Linked DNA regions of Homo sapiens: region 2 is linked to region 1. The links are chromatin loops, found by intact Hi-C in ENCODE. Cell type or tissue: heart left ventricle. All regions are shown on one strand. Links, peaks and the distances in the headings refer to the core of each region. The heading gives the core; the rest is flanking DNA. Region 1 overlaps ERC1 (ELKS/RAB6-interacting/CAST family member 1). Region 2 overlaps ERC1 (ELKS/RAB6-interacting/CAST family member 1).

Region 1 (6,885 bases), core at 857-5,856:
AAACCAAGGCAGGCAGATCACTTGAGCTCAGTAGTTCGAGACCAGCCTGGGCAACACGGTGAATCCCCATCTCTATGAAAAACACATAAAACTAGCTGGGTGTGGTGGTGCTCATGTGTAGTCCCAGCCACTTGCGGGGGCTGAGGCAGGAGGACTGCTTGAGCCTGGGAGGTGGAGGCCGCAATGAGCCAAGATCACGCCACTGCACTCTAGGTGACAAAGTCAGACCCTATCTCAAAAAAAAAAAAAAAAAATCCTTCCCTGCGTACAATAAAGAATTGGGGTGTATTTTAAACCATCCATAGGCATAAAGCTTTTCTACAAAGACGTTTTAAAACCCATTGCTCAAAACAAACTCCCATTCAGAAGCCTGCACCTTACAGTTCACTATGAACACATCTTCCAGTCAGTGAGCTCATAAGCTCCCCTTTCCCACCAAGCACATCAAGCCTATGCCTCCCGCATTGTCAATAGAGAGAGAAGACTGGAAATAGAAGTACTATTCAAAGAAGTGTAAGAAGTAGAATATGCTATTTGGTCACTTTATTTCACTCCTTTTTGGCTGAAAATTTTCATTTGAAAAAATTAGAGGTAGAAGTATCTGAATCTTGTTATATAGTCTATTTGTCTTTTTTTGTCTTAGTCCATTTAATGTTGCTATAATATACTTTCAAATGTGGTAGACCATAAAAAATATGTTCATTTTCTCTCCTTAAATAACTAAAGAATAATGACTAATTTATATTTAGAAAATAAACAAGTTAGAAACAATTTTTTTTTTTTTTTTGGTGCAGTGGCACAATCTCGGCTCACTGCAACCTCCACCTCCCGAGTTCAAGCGATTCTCCTGCCTCAGCCTCCCAAATAGCTAGGACCGCAGGCATGCACCACCATGCCTGGCTAATATTTGTATTTTTAGTAGAGACGGCATTTCAGCATGTTGGCCAGGCTGATCTTGAACTCCTGACCTCAAGTGATCTGCCCACCTAAGCCTCCCAAAGTGCTGGGATTACAGGTATGAGCCACCACGCCTGAGAAACAAAATTTAATAATTCTCCTTTTCCCTAGTTGTTTCTTTGTAAAAGTAAGTCAACTTTTACTTGCACACCTGAGAGAAAGAAGTATGTGTGACTAAAAAGTAAAACTTAGGTCTGAAAATTTTTTTTCAAGTTTCAAGTCTTAGCCCTCAGCACCCTTGGTTCAAGGATAGAAGCTCCACATTGTTCGGGAAGTCCCTTCACAGATTCAATTTCTGAATTTATCATACTGACAACACAGCGGAGACAGAAATAAAAAAGAAGGGAGGGTAAATGGAAAGAACTGTTACCACTTTTTCGTATCTTAACTTGCCCAGTGTCACACACCATTGTACCTGAACCCATTACCATCTCTGGTAATAGTAGTGTGCTCAGAAAATGTCACCTTGTCAAAATGGAAATGAAGGACAAATGATGTAATTTAAAAAGGAGAGGAAGGGCCAGGCACGGTGGCTCACGTCCGTAATCCTAGCATTTGGGAAGCCAAGACCAGCGAATCACTTGAGGTCAGGAGTTCGAGACCAGCCTGACCAATACAGTGAAACCCCATTTCTACTAAAAATACAAAATTAGCCCAGGTGTGGTGGCACACGTCTGTAATCCCAGCTATTTGGGAGGCTGAGGCAGGAGAATCACTTGAACCCAGGTGGCGGAGGTTGAGGTGAGCTGAGATCGCACCACTGCACTCCAGCCTGGGCGATAGAGCGAGACTCTGTTGCCAAAAAAAAAAAAGAGAGAGAAGGAATAACTTAAATAAATAAGGTATGCAACTGTTCTCATCTTCCAAAATTGCTACAAAAGACAAACTAAGAATTTCTTTTTCTTTTTTGGCCGGGTGTGGTGGCTCATGCCTGTTGTCCCAGCACTTTGGGAGGCCGAGCCGGGAGGATCACTTGAGGTCAAGAGTTTGAGACCAGCCTGGCCAACAAGGTGAAACCTCATCTCTATTAAAAATACAAAAATTAGCCAGGCATGGTGGCAGGCACCTGTAGTCCCAGCTACTCAGGAGGCCGAGGCAGAAGAATTGCTTGAACCCGGGACGCGGAGGTTGCGGTGAGCTGAGATTGCACCACTGCACCCCAGCCTGGGCGACAGAGCCACACTATGTCTCAAAAAAAAAAAAAATTTCTTTTTAAATTCCTATTCATTTTCTATGTTTTTCTATATATATATATATATATATATATATAGAAAAATATATATATTTATATAGAAAAATATACATTTATATATAGAAAAATATATATTTATATATAAATAAATACACATAAACATATATATATGTTTCTTTTTTTCTTTAATCTCCTCTGCTTATACCTTCTATCTGCCAGTAATACTGACAAACTGACAAGCAGTCCTCAGATATGCTAGTTAGATTCAGAATTCCCTAGCCTAGAACATATTCAAATATTAGCACTTTTAACCTCAAAGATTTTTGCAAACCTAACACGATAGCAGTTGTACTAATACGGTTTGTTGATTAAAATACAGACAAAAAACTAGTAGGCTGCAATAATGTTTTAAAACAAAGTTGTATTTTATTAATCACAATAGCATACCAGCATTTAAGTAAGTAGGAGCACATACTGAAATATATTATTTAGTTGGCCTATAGACAATGTTTGGTATGCATATGGATTGAAGACCCAAAAATTCCACAGCCAACTTAGGTATCCTCTGCTAGCGGACTGAAAACCAAAGTTGGGGCCTCAAATGTTGGTGTATAACAGAATCACCTGTCAAGCCCTCAGCACTAACCAAGTCTTGCCTGTAATTCAGCATTTGTCCAAGAGATGTCCCCACTCTTCTAACAGTCAAATGAAAGGAGCTACAGCGAAATAATACAAAAGCTAAGAATAAGCGGTCAAACAACAATGTGATTTGAGTACAAACAGAAAATACAATGCTTCATTGAAATCTTACTTTTTACCTCTCGGCTTTTGGGGGGGAGAATTATTTACCTGCCAGCTACAAAATCATGTTAATAAAGAAAACGTAAAACTAATTACAAATGTTACTACTAATAGCTACAAATGCCATTTTAATGCTATCTTATTTCATCAAATCTAAGATGCCACTGATTATAAGACACACCACTGTTGTACATGCTGAAAAGAAATAGTGGAAATGCCTCCAAATAAATCATGACACAAAACTTTATCATAAATTTAGGGTTTTGTTTGTTTGTTTTTGAGGCAGAGTGTCACTCTGCACGCTGGAGTGCAGTGGTGCAATCCTGGCTCACTGCAACCTCCGCCTCCTGGGTTGAAGCAATTACCATGTGCCAGCCTCACAAAGAGCTGGGATTACAGGCGTGCACCACCACACTCAGCTAATTTTTGTATTTTTAGTAGAGACAGGGTTTTGCCATATTGCCCAGGCTGGTCTCGAACTCCTGGCCTCAGGCGATCCGCCCGCCTTGGCCTCCCAAAGTGCTGGGATTACAGACGTGAGCCATTGCACCCGCCCTAGAATTTTTACTTAATACTGATTGCAAGAGTTAGTTTTTTTAAACTTATTTAAACAGAGTTTAATCACATACCATCATAAACTGTTTTCATAACTTTCTCCATACCGGGTAATTTTGTTTCAATGCTGATTCACAGAATATTTATGCAGAAACACTGAACAACAAAGTTAACATGGGAAATGCCAACAATGCTCATACCTCAGCTGAAATGATGACAAAATGAATGGACATGATTATATTTGTGAATACACGGGCAAACAAATATACCAGGACTGCTGCTTTGCTGATATAGACTGTTAACATGACACCAAGTGTTAACACTTAACTCAATTTCATTGTTAAAACAGGGAAAGTTGTGACTTTTAGAATTGATTAAATGTGGGCCGGGCGCGGTGGCTCACGCCTATAATCCCAGCATATTAGGAGGCCGAGGCGGGCGGATCACGAGGTCAGGAGTTCAAGACCAGCCTGACCAACATGGTGAAACCTCGTCTCTACTAAAAACAGAAAAATTAGCTGGGCCTGGTGATGGGTGCCTGTAATCCCAGCTACTCGGGAGGCTGAAGCAGGAGAATCGCTTGAACCCAGGGGGCGCAGGTTGCAGTGAGCCGAGATCGCACCATTGCACTCCAGCCTGGGCAACAGAGCGAGACTCCGTCTCAAAAAAAAAAAAAAAGAATTGATTAAATGCCACTTTTTTTTAAAAGATGGACAATAATTCAATAACTAATGAAATTTCTGGATACCCTAGCATTGCCAGCCCATAATTCTTTGTGCTGCTTCCTGATACGCTAGTGATATTCTGTACATCTCCAGCAATCATTTCAAGTCCCCATTCCCCTAATCTAGATTACAGCAGTTAAATTCCTTACTATACTCCCTTGTTCACTCTTCTCTCCTTCCTCCATTTATTCTCAGCACAACCAGAGTAAATTTTAAAAGCAAATCAGATTGTGTCACTCCCTTGATTCAACGGTGGAATGGTTTTCTCTCCCATTTTGAATAAAATGGTTGCATTATCTGCAAGGATCATAAAGGCAGGTACTTTTTCTCAAAGACAGCATGGATTTGTTTGCTGCTATATCCTTAGTGCTGTGCGCATGGTTGGTGTCCAGTAAATACGTGATAAGTGAATCTGACTCTGGCCACCTCTCCAATTTCGCATCTCATTAAGTCTTCCCCTTATACAGTATATTCTTGCCCTCCAGCCTCCCTCCTGTTTCCTCAAAACTCCTTCCTATGAGGTCTTTAAAACTGTTAATGCTTCTTCATGAAATTATTTTACTTGGCAAAGCTGGCTTCTTCTCTTCAGATCTCCACTGAAAGGGTACCTACTAAAGGACACTTACCCTGTTATAAAATCCCCTTCCCAACTTAATTAGCACTCCACCCAGAAAGTCTTTCTGAACAGTGCTGATGCACAGCATTCCATCCTTGTAAGATAAAAAAAGAAACAAATAATGAAGGAATCTATAAATAATAAAAATGGGGCTGGGTGCAGTAGCTTACGCCTGTAATCCCAGCACTCTGGGAGGCCGAGTCAGGCAGATCACCTGAGGTCAGGAGTTTGAGACCAGCCTGGCCAACATGGCGAAACCCCATCTCTACTAAAAATACAAAAATTAGCTTGTGCACGCCTGTTGTCCCAGCTACTCAGGAAGCTGAGGCAGGAGAATAGCTTGAACCCGGGAGGTGGAGGTTACAATGAGCCAAGATTGCGCCACTGCACTCCAGCCTGGGACAGAGCAAAGCTCTGTCACAAATGATAATAATAATAATAATAATAATAATAATAATAATAATAATAATAACAACAACAACAACAACAACAATAATAATAATAATGGGCCAGGCATAGGCATATTGCCTGTAATCTCAGCACTTTCAACAACAACAATAATAATAATAATGGGCCAGGCACAGGCATATTGCCTGTAATCTCAGCACTTTCAACAACAACAATAATAATAATAATGGGCCAGGCATAGGCATATTGCCTGTAATCTCAGCACTTTCAACAACAACAATAATAATAATAATGGGCCAGGCATAGGCATATTGCCTGTAATCTCAGCACTTTCAACAACAACAATAATAATAATAATGGGCCAGGCATAGGCATATTGCCTGTAATCTCAGCACTTTCAACAACAACAATAATAATAATAATGGGCCAGGCATAGGCATATTGCCTGTAATCTCAGCACTTTCAACAACAACAATAATAATAATAACGGGCCAGGCATAGGCATATTGCCTGTAATCTCAGCACTTTCAACAACAACAACAATAATAATAATGGGCCAGGCATAGGCATATTGCCTGTAATCTCAGCACTTTCAACAACAACAATAATAATAATAACGGGCCAGGCATAGGCATATTGCCTGTAATCTCAGCACTTTCAACAACAACAATAATAATAATAACGGGCCAGGCATAGGCATATTGCCTGTAATCTCAGCACTTTCAACAACAACAATAATAATAATAATGGGCCAGGCATAGGCATATTGCCTGTAATCTCAGCACTTTCAACAACAACAATAATAATAATAATGGGCCAGGCATAGGCATATTGCCTGTAATCTCAGCACTTTCAACAACAACAATAATAATAATAATGGGCCAGGCATAGGCATATTGCCTGTAATCTCAGCACTTTCAACAACAACAATAATAATAATAATGGGCCAGGCATAGGCATATTGCCTGTAATCTCAGCACTTTCAACAACAACAATAATAATAATAATGGGCCAGGCATAGGCATATTGCCTGTAATCTCAGCACTTTCAACAACAACAATAATAATAATAATGGGCCAGGCATAGGCATATTGCCTGTAATCTCAGCACTTTCAACAACAACAATAATAATAATAACGGGCCAGGCATAGGCATATTGCCTGTAATCTCAGCACTTTCAACAACAACAACAATAATAATAATGGGCCAGGCATAGGCATATTGCCTGTAATCTCAGCACTTTCAACAACAACAATAATAATAATAATGGGCCAGGCATAGGCATATTGCCTGTAATCTCAGCACTTTCAACAACAACAATAATAATAATAACGGGCCAGGCATAGGCATATTGCCTGTAATCTCAGCACTTTCAACAACAACAATAATAATAATAACGGGCCAGGCATAGGCATATTGCCTGTAATCTCAGCACTTTCAACAACAACAATAATAATAATAACGGGCCAGGCATAGGCATATTGCCTGTAATCTCAGCACTTTCAACAACAACAATAATAATAATAATGGGCCAGGCATAGGCATATTGCCTGTAATCTCAGCACTTTCAACAACAACAATAATAATAATAATGGGCCAGGCATAGGCATATTGCCTGTAATCTCAGCACT
Region 2 (6,885 bases), core at 717-5,716, 87 kb after region 1:
CTAGTATTAAAAAATAATGTGGCCGGGCATGGTGGCTCACACCTGTAATCCCAGCACTTTGGGAGGCTGAAGCGGATGGATCACTTGAGCCCAGGAGTTCGAGACCAGCCTGGGCAACATAGCAAGAGCCTGTCTCAAAAAAATTAAAAAAAATTATGTAAATAGATCAATAATTTTTAAATGTTTTAATGTGTTGTAAATCATATTTTGGACATACTGTGTTAAATAAGTTATAAAATCCAATTGTTTCTTTTTACTCTTTAATGTGGCTACTAAAAATTTTTTAATTACATATGTGGCTCATATTTCTAATAAACAGCGCTTTCTGGCAGCTACTGTTGTCCCACCACAACCATCAATAGCTCGATGAATGACATCACCATCTCTCTAGCTCAGTGCCGTCCAAAAGAACCTTCTCTGATTACAGAAACGTCCTATACCTGATGACTGGGTGATGGTGGTTGACAGTAGTGAACGGTATCTAGCAGAATCCCTGGGTAACAATATCACACAACAGAATACTGTGGAACCAAAGTTCTTAGGAGACGAGAGAAAACCACCTGTTATTCTGACTCTCCTCTGGCGGGGAAAAGAAAGTAGAAACCAAAAACTGCAGACCACTGCTGTCCCACTGAACCTTCTGTAACAGAAATGTTCTATATCTGCACTGTCCAATACAGAGGCCACCAGTCCCATACTGCTGTTAAACACATGTAGCCAGATATTATTTTCTGCTTGAATCTCTGTGCATACTCTTGAATTTATAACTTCATAGTACTCTGGATGAAATTTACAGAATTTAAGAGTCTGTAATTCTATATTTGTGTGGCTAGTGCAACTGAATAACTGCATTTTAAATCTTATTTTATTTAAATTAGTTTAGACATACCTTAATGGCCATACATGGCTAGTGGCTACTGTACCCAATAGCACTGTTCCTAGCCTAGGGGTTCCATCTGAAAGTCTGGGAGTCACTTTAGTCTTCTTCCTCCCCATCAACTAACTGTCCTTTCCCCACAAAGTGTGTACACACACACACACACACACACACACACAGAGAGAGAGAGAGAGAGAGAGAGAATTACCCAGTGAGAGAGAGAGAAAGAGAGAGAGAGAGAGAGAGAGAGAGAGAGAGAATGAATTACCCAGTCCTGTTAAAGCTTTTAACTCTGTACGCGTCTCTATCCCCACTGTCACTACTTTAGTTTTTAGGCTTTAGTGGGAACAGGTCCACAGCCTCCTAGTTGGCTTCCTCACATAGCCTCCTCTTAACCATTTGTTGTAAAATACAAATATACTCCTGTTATTTCCTTTACTCAAAAGTCTCCAAAGTCTTGCCATTGCTCCAAGGTAAAAGTCAGATTTTAACAGGGTTTACAAAGCCCTTCATGATCCAAACCCAATTTCAAGCCTCTTTGGCCACTCCTTAAACCTTCTAGTTCTTGCACGTATCAATAACACTTATCACACTCTACTGTAATTGCCTGTTTACTGTCTCCCTCCCTGGTCACCAGCATCCTGAGGGCGGAGACAGTGCCTCAAACACTGTACTGCCAAGATGGAACACAATACAGAGTCATATATATACACACTATACTATATATACACTATATACTATACACCATATATATACTATATTATATATACTATATACACATATATATTGTATATTAGATTTTCCATATTTTTTGAATGAGGAACGAGAAAAAGAAAAAAGGAAATACATATGTACTCTTGAACAACTATAAAAATGAAAAATTTATAAAGCAGACATTTTTGCTATACTATTTACAAGAATTGTTTCCTAGGGCTTTCGGAGGCCAAGACAGAAGATCACTTGAGGCCAAAGAGTTCAAGACCAGCCTGGACTGCAAGACCCTGTCTCTAATAAAAAAAGAAAAGGCCAGATACAGTGATACATGCCTGCAATACCAACACTTTGGGAGGCCAAGGTGAGGGGATCACTTGAGCCCAGGGTTTTGAGACCAACTTGGGCAACACGGCAAAACCCCATCTCTTAAAAACAAAACAAAAAAAATTACAAAAATGAGCTGGGCATGGTGGCACGCCCCTGTAGTCCCAGCTATGCAGGAGGCAAGGTGGGTAGATCACTTAGGAGTGGAAGGTCAAGACTACAGTGAGCTGAAATTGCGCCTAGGTGACAGAGTAACACTCTGTCTCAAAAACAAAAAAAAATTTGCCAGGCATGCTGGCGCATGCCTACAGTCCCAGCTACTTGGAAGGTTGAAGCAGAAGGATTGATTAAGCCTAAGAATTCGAGGCTGCAATGAGCTCCAGCCTGAGCGAGAAAAATCTGTCTCAAAAAATAGTAATAATACTGGCCAGGTGCAGTGGTTCATGCCTGTAATCCCAGCACTTTGGGAGGCCGAGGCGGGTGGATCACCTGAGGTCAGGAGTTCAAGACCAGCCTGGCCAAGATGGTGAAACCCCGTCTCTACTAAAAATACAAAAATGAGCCAGGTGTGGTGGCAGGCGCCTGTATTCCCAGCTACTTGGGAGGCTGAGGCAGAGAATTGCTTGAACCCGGGAAGCAGAGGTTGCAGTGAGCCAAGATCATGCCACTGCACTCCAGCCTGGGCGATAGAGCGAGACTCTGTCTCAAAAAAAAAAAAAAGTAATAAGAATTTTAATATAAACTGTTAAGAATCTCAAAAAAAAAGTAATAATAATAAGAATTTTAATATAAACTGTTAAGAATCAAAACCTAATTCTGAACTTTGGAAGGAAATCCTGATTGATGATTTAAAATATACATGTATATACTTGCTGTACAGAAGAAATATAATATCATTATACTTTACCTGCATTTGTCAAGTTCAAACTTAACAAATAATTTATGCCCATTTTCAATTAATTTATTTTAAAAATAACAGGAAACCAGATAAGAACTGCTGCTCTACAAAAATTATCAGGCCCAAAGCATAAGAATAAACAATCACATTATTCAGAATGGATTCAGAAACTTGGCAATACTATAAAATTGACTACAGTAACCACCAGAAAAATCACATGAAATAGCCAATAATTATCTACCTTCAGTAACTTTTTCTGTTTAATAACTTTATATCTAAATGCAAGGGAGAATAACGTCAAGCAAAGGTTCAGCCTAAATTTCATATAAAAGTTTAGAAAAGGGGCCAGGTATGGTGTCTCATGCCTGTAATCCCAACACTCGGAGGCCAAGGTGGGTAGATGACTTAAGCTCAGGAATTTGAGACCAGCCTGGGCAACATGGCAAAACCCCATCTCTACAAAAAATTAGCTGGGTGTGGTGGTGCACTCCTGCAGTCCCAGCTACTCGAAGGCTGATGCAAGAGGATCGCTTGAGCCTGGGAGGTCGAGGCTGTAGTAAGCCATGATAGCACTGCCGCACTCCAGCCTGGGTGACAGAGTGAAACCCCAGGTGAAAATAAATAAAGATTTCTTTAAAAATGTTTAAAGTTTAGAAAAGGGATGGGAACTAATTTGAAGTACTCAAAATTACTTGCCTTTAATGAAAGTAAAGTGAATACTACCATGAAGGTAGAAAAGTCACCTACGTGGCATCTGAAGATGTAAAACATGGCTTCTTCTTACTTCAGAAGAAACCCCTATGAGTCTCTGGGACCATTAATAACTTCTTAATGATGAATCAGAAGTTAAATACGGTCTTTCTTCCTTGAAAAGTTCAGCAACCTGAATTCTATACCTGAATTCTATATGAACAATGAGAAAAAAAAAATTTATACACACACACACACACACACACACACACACACACACACACACAGAAAAAGGCAGGCAGCCAGAGAAAAGAAAGTCATCAACAGCAATTTTTTTTCAAGTAAGTAAAATCTTTCAAAGGAAAAAAATGCTTAGAAATGTGTTAACCAGCTGAGCATGGTGGCTCACACCTGTAATCCCAGCACTTTGGGGGGCCAAGGCGGTTGGATCACAAGGTCAGGAGTTTGAGACCAGCCTGGCCAACACGGTGAAACCCCATCTCTGCTAAAAATACAAAAATCAGCTGGGTGTGGTGGTGGGCACCTGTAATCCCAGCTACTTGGGAGGCTGAGGCAGGAGAATTGTCTGAACCCAGGAGGCGGAGGTTGCAGTGAGCCGAGATCACGTCACTGCACTCCAGCCTGGGCGAGAGGGCAAGACTCCGTCTCAAAAAAAAAAAAAAAAAAAAAAAGAGAAAGAAAAAAAGAAAGAAATTTATTAACCAGCAGAAATGAATTTTTAAATCCATGTAACTGGCCATAATAATGGGTTGAAAGGGGGGGAAGCATCCAATAGATACGAAACACACTGGACACATTTTAACATTTACTAATGAATAAAAATCTAGGTATAGGAGGAAACTTTCTTAATCTAATAAAGGACATGTGCAAAAGCAACTATAACAAACATCTGTAGGGAAACAGTTCCACCATGGTGTTCTGGTGACCTGCAGCTTATCTGAGTCTTGGAGGAATGCCCTGTGATCCTCCCATAACAGGAGATGGTGGAAGGCCTATATGGAGCTCTCCCAGGTCACCTCTTCCCTATCTTCCTTAGAAGCTGCCATGAGACAGTTTCTCATGGCATCCTGGGTTCTGACAAGGCATTGAACCTTCAGCCCTGCCTAACTTAGAACAGCGCTGTAGAATACAAAACCACTTAGCAGCAGCCTAGAATAGGCTCCTCATCAACAGAGTATCCCCCAGCTCACACTGCAGGCATCAGCCCCTTTTGTTGTGGTGTTATCCTTTTTGGTATGTGGGACAAAGATCACAGGGAGCAGGAACCTTTGGCTTATTCTTCTTTCTGCCGACTATGTAACAGATAAACTGTCTGAGTCTAAAGAGGCTCTCTGTGTCTTTGCCAGTCAAATCAGACAGGCAAGGTCTTAGCCTTGCCTTGTCTTGTGTAAGTGTGCTTGACAACATCATGCCTAACAATGAAAAGTTGAAAGATTTCCCTTTGAGATGGGAAAAGACAATGACGTCTCCTATCTCTATTCAACAACATGCCAGAAATCCCAGCCAGTGAAGAAAAGAAAAAGGTGTAAGAATTGCGAAGAAAAACAGAAAACAGTAATTATTCACAAATGATATGGTTATGTAAGTTGGAAAGCCAAAAGAATCTACAGATAAAATTATTATAAGGCTTGATTAGCAAAATACAGAGTCAGCACTCAAAATTCAGTTTTATTTCAATATACCAACAAGTAATGGAAAATAACATTGATCTTAGAATTCTATTTATAATACCATCAGATACTAGGACTAAATTTAACAAAAGATGTGTAATACTGCACAGAAAACTATAAAACATTACTGAGATATATGAAATACAACATAAATAACAGGGATATCATATTGAATTAGTCAAAGATTCCTCATTACAAAAAAGTAATTCTACCCAAATTAATCTACAAATCCAATTAAAGTCCAATTAGGGTCCTAACACATTTCTTTTCTCTTTTTTTTTTTGAGTCTTTTTTTTTTTTTTTTTTGCATTTTTCATAGAGATAGGGTTTCACTATGTTGCCCAGGCTGGTCTCGAACTCCTGGACTCAAGCAATCCACCCTCCTCAGCATCCCAAAGTGTTGGGATTACAGGCATGAGCCACGGTGCCTGGCCTCCTTAAGAAGTCTTAAATGGCAAGCCACAGAGTAAGGTGGAAATATTTGCAACACAAATAACCAAAGAAGGGGTCATATCCAAAATATATAAGGAACTCCTATAATAAGAAAAAAAAGATAAAATTGGGCAAGACATGTGAATAAGCATTTCACAAAAGGTTTCCTAAGTAACCAACATAAAATTATTCAACCTCATTAGTAATAAGTGAAATGCAGATTAAAACCAAGAGATACTACTACAAATCCACCAGAACGGCTAAAGTTAATAATAGTGACAATACTAAGTATTGGCAAAGATATGGAACAAAATGAACTCTCAAACACTCTTTGGGGCATGTAATTTGTAGAACCACAAAGAAGGAATACTGTTTGGCAATTATCTAAAATTCTACATATGCATATCCTATGACCCAGGACTTTCACTCCTGGCCAAATACACAAAAGAATTACATACACATATGCACTAAAAGACTTGCACAAGGCAAGGTGCAGTGGCTCACACCTGTAGTCCCAGCACTTTGGGAGACCAAGGCAGGCAGATTACTTGAGCTCAGGAGTTCAAGACCAGCCTGAGCAGCATAGTAAAACTCCATCTCTACAAAAAAGTACCAAAAAAAAAAAAAAAATTAGCCAAGCATGGTGGTATGCACCTGTAGTCCCAGTTACTTGGGAGGCCGAGGTGGGAGGATCACTTGAGCCCAGAAGGTCAAGGCTGCAGTGAGCCATGATCACAACACTTCACTCCAGTCTGGGCGACAGAGTGAAACTGTCTCAAAAAAAAAAAAAAAAAAAAAAAAAAAAAAAAAGCCGGGCATGGTGGCTCACACCTGTGATCCCAGCACTTTGAGAGGCTGAGGCAGGTGGATCATTTGAAGCCAGGAGTTCCAGACCAGCCTGGTCAACATGGCAAACACCCATCTCTACTTAAAATACAAAAAAACAGCTGGGTGTGATGGTGGGCACCTGTAATCCCAGCTACTCGGGAGGCTGGGGCAGGAGAATCACTTGAACCCAGGAGACGGTGGTTGCAGTAAGCAGAGATTGCGCCACTGCACTCCAGCCTGGGCAACAGAGCGAGACTCCGTCTCAGGAAAAAAAAAAAAAAAAAAAAAAGACTTTACAAGAATAGTCATAGTGGCATAATCCATAATAGCCCAAAACTAGAAACAACCTAAATATCCATCAATAATACAATAAACTGTAGTATATTTATACAATGGAATACTATTTAGCAATGAAAATGAACGAACAGCTA

What was found. A loop is a pair of places that touch in the nucleus more often than their neighbours do. Peaks named below come from ENCODE experiments on the same cell type or tissue, not always from the same donor. Only the 100,000 strongest peaks of a DNase experiment are listed, where the experiment ranks them.
Region 2: a loop joins it to region 1, with 2.1 times the contacts of the local background. A loop is called at or near these places in 38 of 110 quality-filtered maps.

What each region holds. Positions count from the first base shown.
Region 1 is chr12:1,089,300-1,096,184 of GRCh38, reverse strand. All of the region lies in intron 3 of ERC1 (ELKS/RAB6-interacting/CAST family member 1), which reads right to left. Among named protein-coding and RNA genes, the nearest start is that of ERC1, 100 kb to the right of the region's middle. RefSeq lists an enhancer at 1,090-1,239. In heart left ventricle, for the core only: a CTCF peak has its summit at 2,817; no DNase peak of the experiment used is centred there.
Region 2 is chr12:1,001,712-1,008,596 of GRCh38, reverse strand. The region is part of intron 1 of ERC1 (ELKS/RAB6-interacting/CAST family member 1); the gene reads right to left. Among named protein-coding and RNA genes, the nearest start is that of ERC1, 14 kb to the right of the region's middle. RefSeq lists enhancers at 1,546-2,046, 2,047-2,547. In heart left ventricle, for the core only: no CTCF peak of the experiment used is centred there; no DNase peak of the experiment used is centred there; H3K27ac peaks cover 1,419 bases.